Regions from separate parts of the Homo sapiens genome. Here region 1 is linked to region 2. A link is an interaction called in ENCODE POLR2A ChIA-PET data of the cell type or tissue named here. Cell type or tissue: A673. All regions are shown on one strand. Each heading gives the region's core, and the rest is flanking DNA. Links, peaks and the distances in the headings are about the cores only.

Region 1 (9,310 bases), core at 409-8,408, 63 kb after region 2:
CATGCTTCACAACCCTTCTCCAACCTGGGCAGCCACGAGGTGGCCCAGTCTAAAGCCGACGGTTGGTAGGAAGAACATCTCGCTTCTTAGCACTCAGTGGCTACCACAGGGCCCCTCATTTGCAAGGGGAGGAGCCCTAGAAATTGTTCACACAATGATGTTATGTTTCGATAAAACATATAAAATGATATATCTGTTAGACCTTCTACTCCGGTACCTCCATCACACTCCACTTTAGGTCAGGTGGCACTGGTGTGCCCACAGGTATTTGGGGGGTGGGGCTGAGTGGAAGAGGAGTTAGGGGGTCCCTGCAGTTTGGGCTTAGTGAGGTGCATTTATGTGGTTTCCGATCACTTCTGTGTGTGGTTAGGCAATTGCTAGCACCCCAGGGTAGGAATGGCTCCCAGAAACGTTGCCACTGCCTGCTGTGCCAGCTCCCCGGGCATCGTGCAAAGAGCTGCCTGAAAAAATGAACAGATAAAGGAAGTATGTGGGGGAGTGGGTAACAGAGAAGAAATAAGATTTGAAATGTACAGAATCAGAAGCTAGCTTATAGAAGAATCCTCCAATCCCCAGATGTACAACTCTAAATGGGGGGTTCTGTTCTCACGGGTGCCTGCTCAGAGCAGGTCTCACCTGTTAGCAAGATCCTTGCTAATGCAGCATGTGTAATCAGAACACATACCATACCTCTTTTCTCCTGGGAAATGTGAAAGTACCATTCATGAGACACCCTGTTTTTGTATCCAAAATGCTGGAGCAGGAATACAAATGGCAAAAACGTCTCTGTGTGAAGTTGCATGTTTTATGTATCCAGCTATCACTCACTTAAAATAAATCCAATCAATGAGGAAAAACACAATTATCTTTCTCTTTTCTCCATAGAAAGTGTACAAAATTGATCTATGAAGAGGCAAGCAACAGTATGCAGCCAAAAATGTAGGACAAATATTAGAAAGGTTTGTTAAGCAGCTAATTATTAAAAATATTATAGGGCTTTTAATATTTTATGAAGTTTGTGTTACCTGCTCTTGCTTAAAAAACAATGTTTGATTTACTTTCTCATTCTAAATAAGTATTCATTTTCATACCTAATTTTGTATTTGTAACTTTCCTTCCTTCTTTTCTTCCCCCTTAAAAAGGGCCCCAAATCCTGTAGAAATTTTAGGTTCCATAAACCCTGGATCCAACCAGGAGCAGCGAGCCCTCTGGCCACACTAGAGCGCTGGAGATTTCCGTGTGAATAACCATAAAATTCCAGTAGCATAGTCCACACTGTCTGACAGCTCAATCCTTTGCTGAAACAAGTTTTCTTGTTGAGCCCCCGATTTCCCCAATCCCATCCCAAGGTTCAGCCCTGTGGGGTCCCAGGTGGGAACCAGATGCGGAGGGAGGATGAGGGTCCTCCCACCACTCACTGATGGGGACAGGGCCTGGCTCTGGGAGTGAGGAGACGGGGGCTCCCCTCTGCCTTCTGGGTTCCCTCAGGCCAGGTATTCCCCCCTGTGGCCTCTTCTTCCCCAGCTGTGTAATGGGAACAATCAACCTCACCCTGCACTCCCCCTGAGGCCCCTGCGGGCTGCCGCAGGAAACTGGATCAAGAACACATGTTCTAAACAATCAAAAGTGATTCCAGAAAGGAATTCCTGACAAGAACAGCTTGATCAGGCCAACAAACACAGCTTGGTTTGGTTTGGAAATAGGTGGCTTCCAGATTGCTTGTTTAATAGAGATGAACAAAGCATACATAAATGCTGCAGACCACAGCGTCAGGAGGCAAACAGTACCAAGTTCTTTATTTTCTATCATGGTACTTTCCTTTCTCTGGAGCCCCCAGTAGGACTCTTGGCAGAGACTTGGGTGCAGTCAGTTCAGGAAGGGCCCAGTCAACTCCAGGCTCCCCACTCCCCATCCCAGGAGTTGCCTCTCAGTCGTGGCCTCCCACGGACTGGACATTGTCTCCTCCATCCTTGTCGTTATCTACTTCCTGTGGCAGCCATTATCAGGTCACCTGATTTTTGTTCCCAGAGTCCCAAATTTATCTGCAACTTCCATCACCTCCACTGGCTAATTGCTGTAATAAAGCGTTCTCAAATCTCATGGTGCAGCATAATGAAAGTTTTCTTGCTTATACCATAGACCAATGCAGGTGGATGGGAGGCTCTGCTCTACTCTGTCACTCAGAGACCCAGGCTTCTGATGATGTAGGACAGGTGAGCCCCCAAACTGGGGCTCAGCCAGGAGAGTTCTTGGCTTTGCCCAGGAAAGAATTCAAGGTGAGCCAGTGGTGCCGGGCACGGTGGCTCACGCCTGTAATCCCAGCACTTTGGGAGGCCGAGGCGGGTGGATCACCTAAGGTCGGGAGTTCGAGACCAGCCTGACCAACATGGTGAAACCCTGTCTCTACGAAAAATGCAAAATTAGCCGGGCATGGTAGTGCATGCCTGTAATCCCAGCTACTTGGGAGGTTGAGGCAGGAGAATCGCTTGAACCCGGGAGGCGGAGGTTGCGGTGAGCCGAGATCAGGCCATTGCACTGCACTCCAGCCTGGGCAAAAAGAGCAAAACTCCATCTCAAAAAAAAAAAAAAAGGTGAGCCAGTGGTGTTAAGACAGCAACTTTCATTGAAGTGGCAGAGGTACTGCTCCTTGCAAAGCACACTACCCCATAGGCAGTGTGTCCAGATCAGCAGCTCAGAGGCTGTGCTGCACTCATATTTACACCCACTTTTTAAAAAAAAATTTTTTTTTGAGATAGATCTTGCTCTGTTGCCCAGGCTGGAGTGCAGTGGTGCAATCTCAACTCACTGCAACTTCTGCCTCCCAAGGTCAGGTATCCTCCTCACTAAGTCTCCATAGTAGCTGGGATTACAGCTGCACACCATCACGCCCAGCTAATTTTTATATTTTTTATAGAAAGGAGGTCTCACTATGTTGCCCAGGCTGATCTTGAACTCCTGGGCTTAAGCAATCCACCTGTCTCAGCCTCCCACAGTGCTGAGATTACAAGTGTGAGCCACCACACCTGGCCTATACCCACTTTCAATTATATGCAAGTTAAGGGGTAGATTATGCAGAAATTTCTAGAAATAAGGTGGTAACTTCTAGGTTATCAGATCCTGGTCATGGAAAAGGGGCGGTAACTTCCAGGTGTTGCCATGGCAATGGCAAACTGACATGGCACTGGTGGGTGTGTCTTAAGGTCAGGTGCTTTCCCCTCTTCCCTGTCTTCAATCTGGCCAAAAGTCTTCCAATCTGGCCAAAAGTTCAAACCCTGCCTCTGGAGTCGTGGTCCACCTCCTACCTCACTTCTACCTTATGGCTCTGCCCTCTGCCAGATCCTCATGGCCTCTCATTCAGCCAGAGGATGGGAGGAGAAAAGAGGAGAGGTCAAACATGGCAGGCCTCTACCATGAAGCATTCCACTGGCTGGAGTTCAGTCATGTGACCCATACCACAGAGGAGTCTGGGAAATGTAGTCCAGCTGAGAGGTGACAGCGTGCTGGCAGTCATCACAGCCCTCGCTCGCTCTCGGCGCCTCCTCTGCCTGGGCTCCCACTTTGGCGGCACTAGAGGAGCCCTTCAGCCCACCACTGCACTGTGGGAGCCCCTTTCTGGGCTGGCCAAGGCTGGAGCCGGCTCCCTCAGATTGCAGGGAGGTGTGGAGGGAGAGGCGCGAGCAAGAACCGGGGCTGGGCACGGCGCTTGCGGGCCAGCTGGAGTTCCAGGTGCGAGTGGGCTTGGCGGGCCCCGCACTCGGAGCAGCTGGCCGGCCCCAGGCAATGAGGGGCTTAGCACCCAGGCCAGCGGCTGCGGAGGGTGTACTGGGTCCCCCAGCAGTGCTATCCCACTGGTGCTGCGCTCAATTTCTCGCTGGGCCTAGCTCAGGGATTGTAAACGCACCAATCAGTGCCCTGTCAAAACAGACCACTTGGCTCTACCAATCAGCAGGATGTGGGTGGTGCCAGATAGGAGAATAAAAGCAGGCTGCCGGAGCCAGCAGTGTCAATCCGCTCAGGTCCCCTTCCACACTGTGGAAGCTTTGTTCCTTCGCTCTTTGCAATACATCTTGCTACTGCTCACTCTTTGGGTCCACACTGCCTTTATGAGCTGTAACACTCACTGCGAAGGTCTGCAGCTTCACTCCTGAAGCCAGTGAGACCACGAACCCACTGGGAGGAACGAACAACTCCAGACATGCCGCCTTCAGAGCTGTAACACTCACCGCGAAGGTCCGCAGCTTCACTCCTGAGCCAGTGAGACCACGAACCCACCAGAAGGAAGAAACTCTGAACACATCCGAACATCAGAAGGAACAAACTCCAGACGCACCACCTTAAGAGCTGTAACGCTCACCGCAAGGGTCCACGGCTTCATTCTTGGAGTCAGTGAGACCAAGAACCCACCAATTCCAGACACACAGCCATGCACTCTGGTGGGCCAGGAGAGGTGATATAGGCAAGTTCTCACTGTCTCAACCAGAGCAGCTCCTGCCTTGTTTGCAAGAAAGGAAAGAAAGGGGCAGAAAAGGACTGCAGGAAAAGCAAGGCACAATCAATACGCCAAAGCATTGCCCCACGATGCAAATTCATGCTGTTTTCTTTTTCCCTAACTCTTCATGTTGCCATTTGTGATACTGTCTAGGAACTGATGCTCTGAAATTAACAGGATGTTAACATAACTTATTCATGCACTGAATAAACATTTCTCAGACCCCTATTATGTGCCTGTCTCTGTTGTGGACCCCAGGTGAATGTCTGAGCTTTTACTTTCTGTCCAGTCTTTGGGGCACACTGGCCAGTTGTCACGACCTGAGGCCTCCTCTCCCTCATCCGTGCACATGAGACAGAACATCATGGTCTGATTTAACCTTCAGGTCACTCCCTGAGGTAGGTGGGAACATTGTCTCCCTTAGATAGTGACAGCTGCCAAGTGGCAGAACCAGCCCTGGAATCAAATTCCTCTGGCCGCTCCTTGACTGTTGGCTCCAGCTCCTTCTGATTGAAGCGACCTTTGCAAAAATTATAACTGTGGAAATTATGACAGTGAAAGAAATCAGACCTAACCAACTCTGTCTTGCTTCGAACCTTTTAGCTGTCCTGTTCATTCCTGGGCATAGGCCCAACTAACTTTGGGAAGGAATTCAGTTCATGGTTTGACTCTGAAACAAAATTGATAACAGCCCTTTCCCAAAAAGACCCCCTTCTTGCCTGGGGACCAGTCTGCCTTTGCAGGACTAACAAATTAGCTACAAGATTAGAAATTACAGTTTAGGGGTCATGCAGTCTCTGGCTCCAAGAGTCTGAACCTCCCCAAATTGCTCCTGAGGATAATATCACTATTGTAAAACCTAAGATCAGTGCTTGAGATATTTTGCAGACCTTGCACTCGATGGACCAGTTGACACCACTCAGACCGGTAGTCTTGTTCAACCAGTTCTGCCATCCCACCCAGGAACAAAAGACGGCAAGAAAAACTTACTTTGATCCCCTGTGATTCCATCTCCAGCCTGACCAATCAGCACTCCCCACTTCCCAAGCCCCTACCCACCAAATGATCTTTAAAAACTCTGATCCCCAAATGCTCAGAGAGACTGATTTGAGAATTATTAAAACTCCAGTCTCCTGCACAGCCAGCTCTGCATGAATTACTCTTTCTCCATTGCAATTCCCGTCTTGATAAATGGGCTCTGTCTAAATGGGCTCTTGTCTAAATGGGCAAGGTGAACCCATTGGGCAGTTAGACTTCTACCATCTCAGGCTGAGAGGGTCAATAATAGGTGTCCACTATATGCTTGGCATGCGGCACAGCACAAGTGTGTCTCAGAGGAGGCATTAAAGTAAAGCCATCCAGCACATTCAACAGGTCATTGCTGCTGCTTTTTTTTATTTTTATTTTTATTTTTATTTTTATTTTTGAGATGGAGTCTTGCTCTGTCGCCCAGGCTGGAGTGCAGTGGAGCAATCTCGGCTCACTGCAGCCTCCACCTCCTGGGTTAAAGTGATTCTCCTGCCTCAGCCTCCCGAGTAGCTGGGATTACAGGCACCCACCATCATGCCCGGGTAATTTTTGTAGTTTTAGTGGAGACGGGTTTTGCCATATTGGCCAAGCTGGTCTCAAACTCCTGACCTTAAGTGATCCGCCCATCTTGACCTCCCAGAGTGCTGGGATTTCAGACGTGAGCCACCATGCCCAGCCATGCCTGCCAGTTTTAACTTGAGCGTGCCTCTTCCCTGTTTTCAGTCCACTGGGCTTAGGTGGGGTGGCTGTCACCCTTTGTTCCCTGTCCCTGCCTCCAGCTCTTATATTAAAAATATTTTTAATACAGGATTTTTAATGGAGATGTATTTTTAATGGAGATGGGGTTTCGCCATGTTGGCCAGGCTGGTTTCAAACTCCTGACCTCAGGTGATCTACCTGCCTCGGCCTCCCAAAGTGTTGGGATTACAGGCGTGAGCCACCGCGCCTGGCCAGGTCATTGCTTATTAAAGATGCACTGCATTTGCAGCAAAGGTGAAAAACAGAAACAGAAACCATGGTCCTAGTTGTCAAAGAGCTCACTGACTAGTTGGGCAGACAAAACCAATCCACTTAAAAAGACAGAACAGAGCTGGGTGTGTCGGTACAAGCCTGTAGTTCCAGCTACCCTGAAGGCTGAGTCAGGAGGATCACTTGAGCCCAGGAGTTCAAGGCTCCAGTGAGCTATGAGTGTGCCAATGCACTCCAGCCTGGGTGACAGAGGTGGACTCCATTTCTTAAAAATTAAAAAAGAACAGTAAGGGCTGTAGATGTGATAAGGGGAATGGAGAGTCTCAGGAGAAGGAAGTGAGGGCTTGAAAGTCTGGGGGACTTCCCGGAGGAGGCAGGCACTGCCTATGCCTTGAAGGATAATAAGGATACACTGGACAAAGAGGAAGGAGAAGGCATCCAGATCAGGGAATCAGATGTACTCCAAATGCCCCTCTCTCAGGGGTGGTCTGATTGCCACTCTTCCTCCAACAGAGTCAGCCTCCACCCTCCTGATCATGCTGCGGGTCCCTCTCCGGCCATGATCAAAGACCTGTATCTGATCTGGCCTACGAGACTGGGCACCAGTGCTCAGGGAGCTTGCCGATGAAATCAGGGAGCCCCAGGGCAGATTGGCTACTGGGTCTCCCTCTGGAAGGCACCAGAACCTTCCAGAAATGGCAGAGGCACAGGAACTCAGGACCACCCTGCCCCCTGCTCTCACCACTTGCCTCTCTGTACATCGGCTCCATCCTTCTGTCTTGCACACGGGCCACCTCTGCCCCTGCATCCTGGAGGAATAGCCAGTTCCAAAGCCCAAGTTCTCCTGCCTCGGATCCAGTCCCACAGAAGCTGCATTTGCCCCTCAGGTCCAATTCTGGATTTCAAGGAGAGAGAATTAGAGTGACAAGTTGAGAAATGAAGAGGACCTTATTTTGTTATCTTTAAATTTATTGATTTCTTAAAGAACTAAGAGAAAGTTCAGGTAAAAATTAACAGGATATGAAACAGATGGGATAAAAGATGAATATTGAAATCAACAGAAATCAGTTTGAAACTGAGAACTGAATTGTAACCAAAAGCAATTCATTAAGAGGAAAAGATCAATTTGGAATAGAAGAAATCAGTAGGCTCCTGGATTTTTGATCGTCCAATTCATGATGAGGAGTACATTTTATGAACATATTGGGAAATATTTAAATTTCTTGCTGGTTTGACATCAAGGAAGACAACTTACATCTTGAAAAACCACTGCAGCACGGACATTGACAATAATGAATTAACGAGTGTTATCGCTTCAAAGACTATTTCAGATTAATCACTGCACAAGAAAAGCTGAAATGCCCTGAAATCTCACCAATCATATATGAAAAACAACTTGAGAGGGGTCTTCAAAATTTGACAACAATCCGAAAAATGTACAGGACATTAGCAATAATCAGTTGTGAAGCTAAGAAACATCTAAAAACAATACAAAACACATTTTGATCACCCATGCTAAAACAAGATTGAATTAGCTTTTGATTCTCACTGTGGAAAATATTCAAAACCGTTGACATCTGAAAAGGATATCAAAGAGTGTCAGCCAAAAAAGGTAAAAAAATTATCACGACTGTTTTTCTGTATTATGTATTACTTGTGATATTTGTCAGCTTTTTAAAATCTGTAATTTGCTGTGATTTCTTTTCTCGTTTTAAATAAGTGTTCAATGTTGTCCCTAATTTTGTATTTATAAATTCATATTCCTTTTTTTTTTTTTTGAAATGGGGGGTCTCACTCTGTCACGCAGGCTGGAGTACAGTGGCACGATTACGGCTCACTGCAGCCTTGACCTCCTGGCCTCTAGTGATCCTTCCACCTCAAGCCTCCTGAGTAGCTGGGACTACAGGCGTGTGCCAGCATGCCAGGCTAATTTTTGTATTTTTTGTAGAGATGGGGTTTTGCCATGTTGCCCAGGCTGGTCTTGAACTCCTGGGCTCAAGCAATCCTCCCGCCTCAGCCTCCCAAAGTACTGGGGTTACAGGCGTGAGTCACCGCGCCCAGCCTGTATTCTTTTTCTTAATAAGCGCCACTCCTTGGATGGATAAGCTTTAGGTCCCACAAAATAATGTGCCCCCTGGATGGAAGGCAGAGAAGTTCCTTTCCAATTCCAGATGGTCAGGAGTTAACCGGGGACAGCTTGAGGGTCGATACTGGGCTTGCAGCTGCTGCCATACACGTTCATGAAAAGCAGGAGAATACTCAGGCCCTGGGCCAGGGTGGCGGCATCTGACTGCCCTGCATACCTTACTCAACATAGTGACAAGTCAGCCTCTAACTTCTTATTTTGAGATTCAGACTGAAGCTGAAGACTTTTTTTTTTTTTTTTTTTTTTTTTTTGAGAGAGAGAGAGAGAGAGTCTCATTCTGTCGCCCAGGCTGGAGTGCAATGGCGTGATCTCGGCTCACTGCAACCTCCACCTCCCAGGTTCAAGCAATTCTCTGCCTCAGCCTCCCGAGTAGCTGGGATTACAGGCACCTGCCACCACACCCTGCTAATTTTTTTTTTATTTTTAGTAGAGACGGGGTTTCACCATTTTGGCCAGGCTGTTCTTGAACTCCTGACTCCTTGATCCACCCGCCTCGGCCTCCTGAAGTGCAAGGACTACAGGCGTGAGCCACCACGCCCGGCCGAAACCTAAGACTTCCTATGCAGTGCTGGAAGAACCACCTCCTCTGCCTGTTTTTGTAGCCTGGGCGCTGATTGATTTGGGAAAAGCAACTCTCACGATGCACTTCTGCAGTTGGCTAGATCAGACGCCTGTGG
Region 2 (9,310 bases), core at 547-8,546:
AGGAATCTGAATGCAGCTTGGCTGAGTGCCTCAGACTCTGGGTCTCCCAAGAGCTTGTAATCAAGGTGTCAGCCAGGGCTGCAATCATCGCAAGGTCTCTGACCTGTCTTTACTCACATCTCTGACACCAAGTGTGTGGGATATTTTTTCCCACACACCAACCAACTCTCTGGACGCCAAGTGAGTGTTCTACAATTCCATTTAATTCTGACACTATCTTCCTGGAGTTAATGCAGATCCCACATGTTAAGGGATCCCACAAGACTGCCTCCACTTCAGATGTCAGTTGAAAGTCCAGGGCCTCCTGCACTAATGACAGACCAGCTATACATTGAAGGTTCCCACAATCTCCTCCTCAAGTTAAATAATTTGCTAGAATGGCTCATAGAACTCAGGAAAACAATCTACATACCATTACCAGTTTATTATAATGGATACAACTCAGGAAAAGCCAAATCGAAGAGATGTATAATCGAGGTATGGGAGAGGGGCTCCATGCCCTCTCTGGGCCCACCACCCTCCCAGAGCCTCCATATGTCCACCAAACCAGCTCTCTGTATTCTGTTGTTCTCATGAGACCCAATGTTTTTATGGAGGTTCCATCACATAGTCATGCTTGGCTGAATCATTGGCCATGGGTGATTGAACTCAATCTCTGGCCCCTCTCTCCTCCCTGGAGGTTGGGGGTGAGGCTGAAAGTTGCAACCCTCAATCACGTGGTTGGTTCCTCTGGCTACCAGCCCCCAACCTCCATGAGTCACCTCATTAGAATAAACTCAAGTATGGTTGAAGGGGGCTTATTATGAGTAACAAAAGACACTTCTCTCACCCCTTTTACTTAGGAAATTCCAGTGGTTTTAGAAACTCTATGCCAGGAACCCTAGATGAAAACCAGATATACACTCTTTATTATATTACAATAGCACAAAGCTGCCCCAGGGAAGGGTCCTCTTCCAAGCTTGCTCAGTGGCTGTGGGCTGGATTGAGCTCTTCACTAGCTACTGAACTGAGGGCCTCAGTTTCTCAGAGGCTGTTACCCAAAGGCCTCCCTCAGCTCCCTGCCATATGGGCCTCTCCACAGGGCAACTCACCATATGGTGGCTGGCTTCACCAGAGCAAGCAAACAAGAAGAGCCCGAGAGAAGACTAACAAGCTGGAAGTCACCATCCGTCCAACCTAATCTCGGAAGTGACATCTCATCACTCTTGCTGTATTCTATCAGGTAGAAGCAAGTCACCAGGTCCAGCCCACCTGCAAGGGGAGGGAAGAGCAAAGCTGTGACCACCAAGAGGTAGGAGTCCTTGGGGGTCATCTTAGAAGGTGGCCTACCACAATATGTAGTGTGGAAGTTTACAGTGGTGAGACTTTAGGCCTGCTCCTATGCCTCCTAAGATCCCACACCCCACTTCCCATCTGGTTCTCACAGCCAGCCTGTGAGCCAAGGACACTGTCACTCTTCTTAGTTGGCAGATGAGAAAGTCGAGGCTAGAGGGACTTTGTGACGTTGCATCGCCCAGAGGGCTGGTGGCACAGTGTCTGGAAGCAGCCCTGGTATGTCATCCACTGCTTCACACGAGGCCAGGGCCCACCCAGGGTAGGATGATGTCAGGAGGGTGAGGCTGACCCAGGCCGGTTGATGTAGTTTGGCTGTGTCGCCACCCAAATCTCACCTTGAATTATAGTTCCCATAATCCCTATGTTGTGGGAGGGACCCAGTGAAAGGTAATTGAATCATGGGGGCAGTTACCCCCATGCTGCTGTTCTTGTGGTAGTGAGTCCTCATGAGATCTGATGGTTTTATAAGTGGGGCTTTTCCCCCTTTTACTCGGCACTTCTCCTTGCTGCTGCCACGTGAAAAAGGACATATTTGCTTTCCCTTCCGCCATGATTGTAAGTTTCCTGAGGTCTCCCCAGCCATGCTGAACTGTGAGTCAATTAAACCTCTTTCCTTTAGAAATTACCCAGTCTCAGGTATGTCTTTATTAGCAATGTGAGCATGGACTAATACACTGGTCAACCCACAGCAGCTCGCTGGGATTGTCAGAGGCATCCTAATCAGAGTGACTCCATCTTGAATAAAGGCCAGATAAGGCCAAACCTACTGGGTTACATTCCAGGGGGTTGGGCTGTCTTGCCCACAAGATGTTTTTTATGGTTGAGAGAAAGAGTTGATGATGCTAACTAACTGAAGACCCAGAACTGATGGAAATGCCCCAATCTTTCAAGAACAAAAAGCATTCTTGGGTTAAGAATAAGTTTTTCTTGCCAGGCATGTGGCTTGCTCCTGTAATCCCAGCACTTTGGGAGGCCAAGACAGGTGGATTGCTTGAGCCCAGGAGTTCGAGCCCAGCCTGGGCAACATAGTGAAACCCTAACTCTGCAAAAACATTAAAAATTAGCCAGGCGTAGTGGTGCATGCCGGTAGTTCCAGTTACTCAGGATACTGAGCCGGGAGGACTGCTTGAGCCCAGGAGGCGGAGGTTGTAGTGAGCTGATATTGCACCACTGCACTCCAGCCTGGGCTACGAAAAAAAAAAGAAGAAGAAGAAGTGGTTTTTCTTTTCTTTTTTTTTGAGACGGAGTCTCACTCTACCACCCAGGCTGCAGCGCAGTGGCACAATCTTGGCTCACTGCAAGCTCCGCCTCCCAGGTTCAACTGATTCTCCTGCCTCAGCCTCCCAAGTAGCTGGGATAATAGGTGCCTGCCACTGTGCCTGGCTAATTTTTGTAGAGACGGGGTTTCACCATCTTAGCCAGACTGGTCTTAAACTCCTGACCTGGTGATCCACCTGCCTCAGCCTCCCAAAGTGCTGGGATTACAGGTGAGCCACTGGGCCCAGCCAGAAGAAGTTTTTCTTAAAGATAATAGTACACTGGTAAATTCTTATTAAAATCAGTAGTAACATAGGAAAATAATGCTAATAGTCTGTCACAAGCTGATCACAAGCCTTTGTAATAAAGCACACTGTTTTTAACAGCCTGTATAAGCAAGCACTATGTTTAAGATAGAAGCATTCCTCCTCTTGCTTCCTGAGGAGGCCCTACTCTGCAATGAGTGATTTCTTTTTTTTTTTTTTTTTTTTTTTTGAGACGGAGTCTTGCTCTGTCCCCCAGAGTGGAGTGCAGTGGCACAATCTCGGCTCACTGCAACTTCTGCCTCCCGGGTTCAAGCGATTCTCCTACCTCAGCCTCCCAAGTAGCTGGGATTACAAGCGCCCGCCACCACGCCCAGCTAATTTTTGTTTTTAGGAGAGATAGGGTTTCACCATGTTGGTCAGGTTGGTCTCAAACTCTTGACCTCAGGTGATCTGTCTGCCTCGGCCTCCCAAAATGCTGGGATTACAGGCACAAGCCACTGCTCCCGGCCTAGAGTGGTTTCTTTGGTTTCTTTTTTTGTTTTTTGAGATGGAGTCTCACTCTGTCGCCCAGGCTGGAGTGCAGTGGCGTGATCTTGGCTCACTGCAAGCTCTGCCTTCTGGGTTCACGCCATTCTCCTGCCTCATCCTCCCGAGTAGCTGGGACTACAGGCGCCCGCCACTGCGCCCGGCTAATTTTTTGTATTTTTAGTAAAGACGGGGTTTCACCATGTTAGCCAGGATGATCTCGATCTCCTGACCTCGTGATCCACCCCCCTTGGCCTCCCAAAGTGCTGGGATTACAGGCACGAACCACCGCGCCCGGCCGAGTGGTTTCTAATAAACTGTTTTAACTTTACTATACTCTGCGACTCACCCTGAATTCTTTCCCACGAGAGATCCAAGAACACACTCTTGGGGTCTAGGACAAGACCCCTCTTCTGGGAATAGGATTGCCGTCCAAGTCCCCAACACAGCGGCTTCCTCTTGCGAAGGAGACTGGCCCAGCTGTGTGAGCCAGTGTTGTGTGAGGTCGATGAGAAAGGGGGTCCCTGGCACAGAAACCCCATTCCCTACCCTCCCCCTAGGCTAGAAAACAACCCAGGAGAGTCATAAGAGTACTCTGTCCTCCTCTTCCCCCCGCCCCGCTACCCCATAAATGAACCAAGAACGACCCTCACAGCACAGCTGCACTCTCCAATGTGGCTTTTGTTGCCCGTCACGCATGTCTTTTGGAACCAGCAGTGGAGAAAGACTTATTCTTGGTGGGGACAGTGATGTTGGCTCAGCCTGAGGGTCCCTTATGTCCTGCCAAGGCCGAGGGCTGGTGCCATCGACTGGGAGCTTTTTCTCCCAAGGCACTCAGAGGTTGCACCTAACTTGGTTTGAATATCAGAAATACCTCCCTGGGTTTCCAAAAACTGCCCCAGTTGTGTTACTTTGGCCAAAGTGCCCATCATCTCTCCCCCTTTATTTTATAGGAGGAAGAAATGATGTCTTCCGGGGAGGCTGCCGGGGCTTCTGTGAGGTCCAGCAATGAGTTGGAGGCACCAGCACTGCACTGAAATCAATGTCTCCCAAGACGGAGAATGCCTGGGGAGGCAGGAGCTCCGCTCCCCTGCAGGAACCTCCCAAGAAGGACCCGAGCGTCCCCGCAGCCTGGAGACTGGCCGTCTGCGGTTGAGCACCCGGGACCTGCTCCAGGTGCTTCTTGGCCATATTTACTTCCCCGGCTCCGGGTGCGTCAGGCCGACTGCCCACGTGCAGCTGGGTTTCCTCTGTTTAGCTGCATCCACAGGGGTCATGTATCCGTATCGGTCTTTCTAAGGGGAGCTCTGTGGTTTTATTCATTCATTCATTCATTCATTCACCCACGCATCTACTGAGCACCTACTACATATCATGAACTGTCCTAGGCACTAATGAATAACACCAAACGTGCTCATTGTAACAGTCTCTGATGATTGCTAAGATCACGTGGAAGAAAGCAAAAACCGTCAGCCTCATGGTCATGTGAGCAAAGCCTGTGCCCTGACCCACCCACCGCCAGCCCCATGAGCTCTGGCAACCCCAGGATCTCACTGAGCCTCGGTTTCTGTATCTGTAGAATGGGGATAATGATGGTGAGGGCCCAGGTTTGCAGACAGAAGGGACATGCGGTAGGGCCCCAGGCCAGGTTTCTGCCCTCCCACCCCCTTCCCTTCATGCCCATTCTCTGGGAGAAAAAAAAAAATGCTGTTTTAAAATCACCAGGTATTCTCCAATCCCTTGGGAGGCCAAGGCAGGAGGAGCACTTGGGCCCAGGAGTTCAAACCCAGCCTGGGCAACATAGGGAGACCCCATCGCTATAAAAAATTTTAAAAATTAGCTGGGTGTGATGACACATGCCTGTAGTCCCAGCTACTCGGGAGGCTGAAGTGGGAGGATCGCTTTGGCCGGGGAGGTCGAGGCTGCAGCGAGCTATGATCCCATCACTGCACTCCAGCCTGGGTGACAGAGAGAGAACTTGTCTCAAAAAAAAAAAACAAAAAAAACAAAAAAAACTCATGAGCTATTCTCCCATCCCTTGTCACACTTCAACCTTGAAACTACTGCCCAGAGCAGCCCAGGAATTATCCCTGTGTTGCACGCTGGGAAATGAAGACTCAGAGAGGCTGTGTGCGTTGTCTGAGGTCACACAGTGAGCGAGGGGCACAGTGAAAGCCAAGCCTGGCCCTGGAGGGGAAGGAGAGCGTGTGAGCTGGGCACAGGGCCCAAAAATGGGGTGTTGGTGAGCAAACCCCCTTGTCCTGCCCTGGGGACCAACCCCTGGGAAAACCAGATACTTCCCAGGCCAGGGCAGGCTGCACGTGCTATTTTGAGTTCTCTTGCATATGACACAAGCAACAGGAATTCGGGGAGACCCAGGCCATTTGCTATGTTGTGAACCAAATGGCTTGTGGTGGCAGCCAAGGAAGGGGCCGGTGGGGGACGAGAGTCACTAGGGTGGCGTCGGGAAAGTGAGGGCTGAAGTCCGAGCCCAGAGGCCTGTGGGGTTGGGGGTACAGAGAGGGGAGAAGTCTGGGAGGGGCCCCTGGGATGAAGCCCTGGGAGAGGGGTCGGGGGTGCAGAGAGGGGAGAAGGCTGGGAGGGGCCCCTGGGGTGAAGCCCCGGGAGAGGGGGTTGGGGGTACAGAGAGGGGAAAAGGCTGGGAGGGGCACTGGGGGTGAAGCCCCAGGAGAAGCAGGGGCCAGTCAGGCCTAGCTGGGAGGACAGCCAGCGGGGTGGAAGCTGGGGTCTTGCCAGCTCTTAGGCCAGGGCCCTGGACGCTCCCGCTGAGACAAGGATTTGAGCACAAGTAGTGTGTTTTGGTGGAGAGCCTGGGAAGGGTGGGAGGGAAAGAGGGAAGGGGCGCAGGGGAGGGGAGAAGCCAAATAAGGCAAGTTTTCAGCAGTGGCAGCGGGGCTAGGCCCCGTGGAGACCTCTGGGAGACCACATAGAACAAGCCTCAGAGGTATCGGGGAGGTGGGAAAGCAGGCTGTTCTCCCCACTCCCGGTGGTCCCTGGCCATGGCTGGGAGCTGTTCCTAGGGCACAGATCTCCCTGCGTGGAGGGGCGCAGGGGCCGGCAAGGGGGCACCACCAGTCTGTCCTGGGTCGGGGAGTGCAAACGTGCTGCAGGTGGCACCATGCACCCCTGCAAGGAGGCAGTGCCGAGCTCAGACCCTCCCCCGACAACCACACACAAGGAGCACCCGAGGTTTGAGGCTGAGGTGAGCTGTGATGGCATGGCAGCTCCAGCCGCGCGGCAGGGTGAGACTCTGTCTCTAAAAACAGTTTTTTAGAGACAAAGGCGGTTAGGACTTTCACTCGTCTTCTTTTCTGTTTCTTTCTTTCTTTCTTTATTTTCTTTGAGATAGGGTCTAGCTCCGTCACCCAGGCTGGGGTGCAGTGGCACAATCACAGCTCACTGCAGTCTCGGCCTCCCCAGCTTAAGCGATCCTCCCACCTCAGCCTCCCAAGTAGCTGGGCCACTGGGAGACAGAGTGAGACTCCATCTCAAAAATAAAATAATATAAAATAAAATAAAATAAAAATAGAAAGTACAAACTGGACTTGTGCTACCAAGGGACTGATGAAAGGAACCAACGTAACCCACTCCGGATGGTATGTTACTTGCCCGCAGAAAGCAGTGAGGCTCCGACACCAGCTTCAATGGGGATGGATCTTGGAAACATGACGTTGAGTGAAGGAAGCCCAGCTCGAAAGGCCACATATTACACGATTCCATTTATACGAAATGTCCAGAAGAGGCAGGTCCTGAGAGAGAAAAAGCAGCTTTACAGTTGCCAGGGCCTGGGAAGAGGGAGGAACAGGGAGAGACTGCTTACGGGGATAGGGTTTCCTTTTGGGGTGATGAGAACATTCTGAAATTGGAAAGTGGTCATGGTTGTTCAACCTTGTGAATATACTAAAAGCCACTGAAGTGTATCCTTTTAAGAGGGCCCATTTTATAGTAAGCGAATTATGGTGCAATTTTCAAAAGCGCACACGCAGCGGGCCATCTTTAAATGAGATAAACAGGGAGATCCTCTGGGAGGAGGTGCCGCTTCAGCTGAAGTCTGAAGGCTGATGAGGGGTCCTCCACACGGTGGGTACAGACAGGGAGGCAGGAGGAGCCGCAGTGTGCAGGGGCGGTGCTGGGAGCAGTGAGCTTGAGGGGAGATGACCCAGAGGAAGTGAGGGGCAGCTGCAGACCCCGTGGGGCCTGGTGTCCGTGCTGAGGGGTTTAGACCTCACTCCGAGAGCAAGGAGAAGGCCGCCAGACAGTCTTGAGCAAGGGAGAGAAACACGTGGGATCTGTGCTTTTAAGAGGTCCCTGGGAGAGGCCTGGGGGGATTAGAGGGGAAGAAGGCCGACCCTCCAGGGGGACCAGGTGCCTCAGGGACACAATGGCTTGAGACTGGGCTGCAGTTACCTGGTACAAGCAGCCATTCACCCCTGGGCCTGAAGAGGGGCCGTGGTGGGGGCAGCTTGCACTGGGGTGGCCGAACCCCACGATGTCTTAAAGGCAGCCCTGCCCTCAGACGATGAGCCCCAGGCTGGAAGAGAAAAGTCTGGGTGTGCTCTGGCACAGAAAGGGGCTACACAGGACTCCCACCTCAGGGCTTTGAGGTGAGCTGAGAGTGAGTGAGACCCAGTAGGGTGGGGCCACGGCCAACCCCACAGTTGCCCTGGGACCAGACTCTGAGCCAGCCTTGCAGGCTTTTTACAGCGGGGGACCCAGAGCTCGGAGGTGGGAGGGGAGGCCCCGGGATAGACCTGAGGTCGGGCGGGGCTGGGGGTCACGCACCCAGGGAGGGATGATCCTTCCACAGCCTGCCAGAGGGAACTCATCTCGGCTAGGGGACCCTGGCGGTTCATGGGCAAGGCCTACTCTGCCACTGCACCTTGCCCCTGTGAAGCTGAGAAGCCCCCACCCATCTCCAGCGGCTACTAATGTATGTGAGCAGCTTGGAGAGTGGGCGATGTCCCCCAGCCCAGCAGCTGGGACCAGGAAGCTACTCAGGGATTAATGCCAAAGACAGCCTCTGCTCCCCTGCTGTGCTGGCTGAGGCCTCCACGCTGAGGACGTTCGCCCAGCACCAAACCCCCATGAAGCATCTCCTGCATGCCAGGTCCTTGCTGGGCACTGGGGACAGCAGCATATCTGCCATGGTGCCCCTCCCTGATAATCTCACCGCACACCCCCCCGGGGCCAGGAGCCAGGTCTGTCTTATTTACCCCAGGGTAACACACAGAGACTGAACACATAGTAGCTGCTCAGCAAATGGTGTTTTGATGCACGACAGAATCCACACGTGTTGAATGGAGTCAGGAGCAGCAGCACTTACGGAAGGGACAAACTGAGCTTGGGCTAAGAAGCAAGGCTTCATGAGGAGGCTTCCTGGAGGAGGTGACATCTGAGCTGGGCCCTGAAGGATGCATGGAAGTTTTCCAAGGGACAGTGGTAAAGAAAACAGTGTGATCACAAACCGAGGGGCAGAAAAGGGCCCGCACCAACCAGGAACCCCAGCAGTCCACGGTGGGCCAGGGGCTGGAAAGTTGGGGAAACTCCTCCGGGAGGACTGTGGCTCTAGAGTCCCTCTACCTGGAGCCCCTGTGGACTGGGCCAAGCCAGCATGATTCATCCAGCTCCTGGCTTGGCTGAGGGTCCCCCTGCTCCTGTTCCCGGAAGCCTCTTTCCCAGATGAGGCTGAAGATAGCATGGTTAAGGACAGAGGTGAGGGAGCTCTGCATTTCTTTTTTTTTTTTTTTTGAGATGGAGTCTCACTCTGTCCCCCAGGCTGGAGTGCAGTGGCGCAATCTCAGCTCACTGCAAGCTCCGCCTCCCGGGTTCATGCCATTCTCCTGCCTCAGCCTCCCGAGTAGCTGGGACCACAGGCGCCCACCACCACGCCCTGCTAATTTTTGTAT

What was found. ChIA-PET counts read pairs that join two places held together with the same protein. Peaks named below come from ENCODE experiments on the same cell type or tissue, not always from the same donor. Only the 100,000 strongest peaks of a DNase experiment are listed, where the experiment ranks them.
Region 1: POLR2A ChIA-PET joins it to region 2 with 8 read pairs; 7 of 35 experiments call an interaction of 5 or more read pairs at or near these places.

The regions. Positions count from the first base shown.
Region 1 is chr11:68,968,979-68,978,288 of GRCh38, reverse strand. No RefSeq gene overlaps it. Among named protein-coding and RNA genes, the nearest start is that of MRGPRD, 7.4 kb to the left of the region's middle. In A673, for the core only: no CTCF peak of the experiment used is centred there; a DNase peak (open chromatin) is centred at 3,428.
Region 2 is chr11:69,032,512-69,041,821 of GRCh38, reverse strand. It overlaps LOC124902701 (a long non-coding RNA gene), which reads left to right and starts at 917. Exons shown (of 2, transcript XR_007062753.1): 1 at 917-1,291; 2 at 4,337-4,806. It overlaps LOC124902702 (a long non-coding RNA gene), which reads right to left and starts at 3,886. Exons shown (of 3, transcript XR_007062754.1): 1 at 3,733-3,886; 2 at 1,092-1,251; 3 at 1-880. RefSeq lists enhancers at 766-1,265, 1,266-1,767. In A673, for the core only: no CTCF peak of the experiment used is centred there; a DNase peak (open chromatin) is centred at 791; H3K27ac peaks cover 805 bases.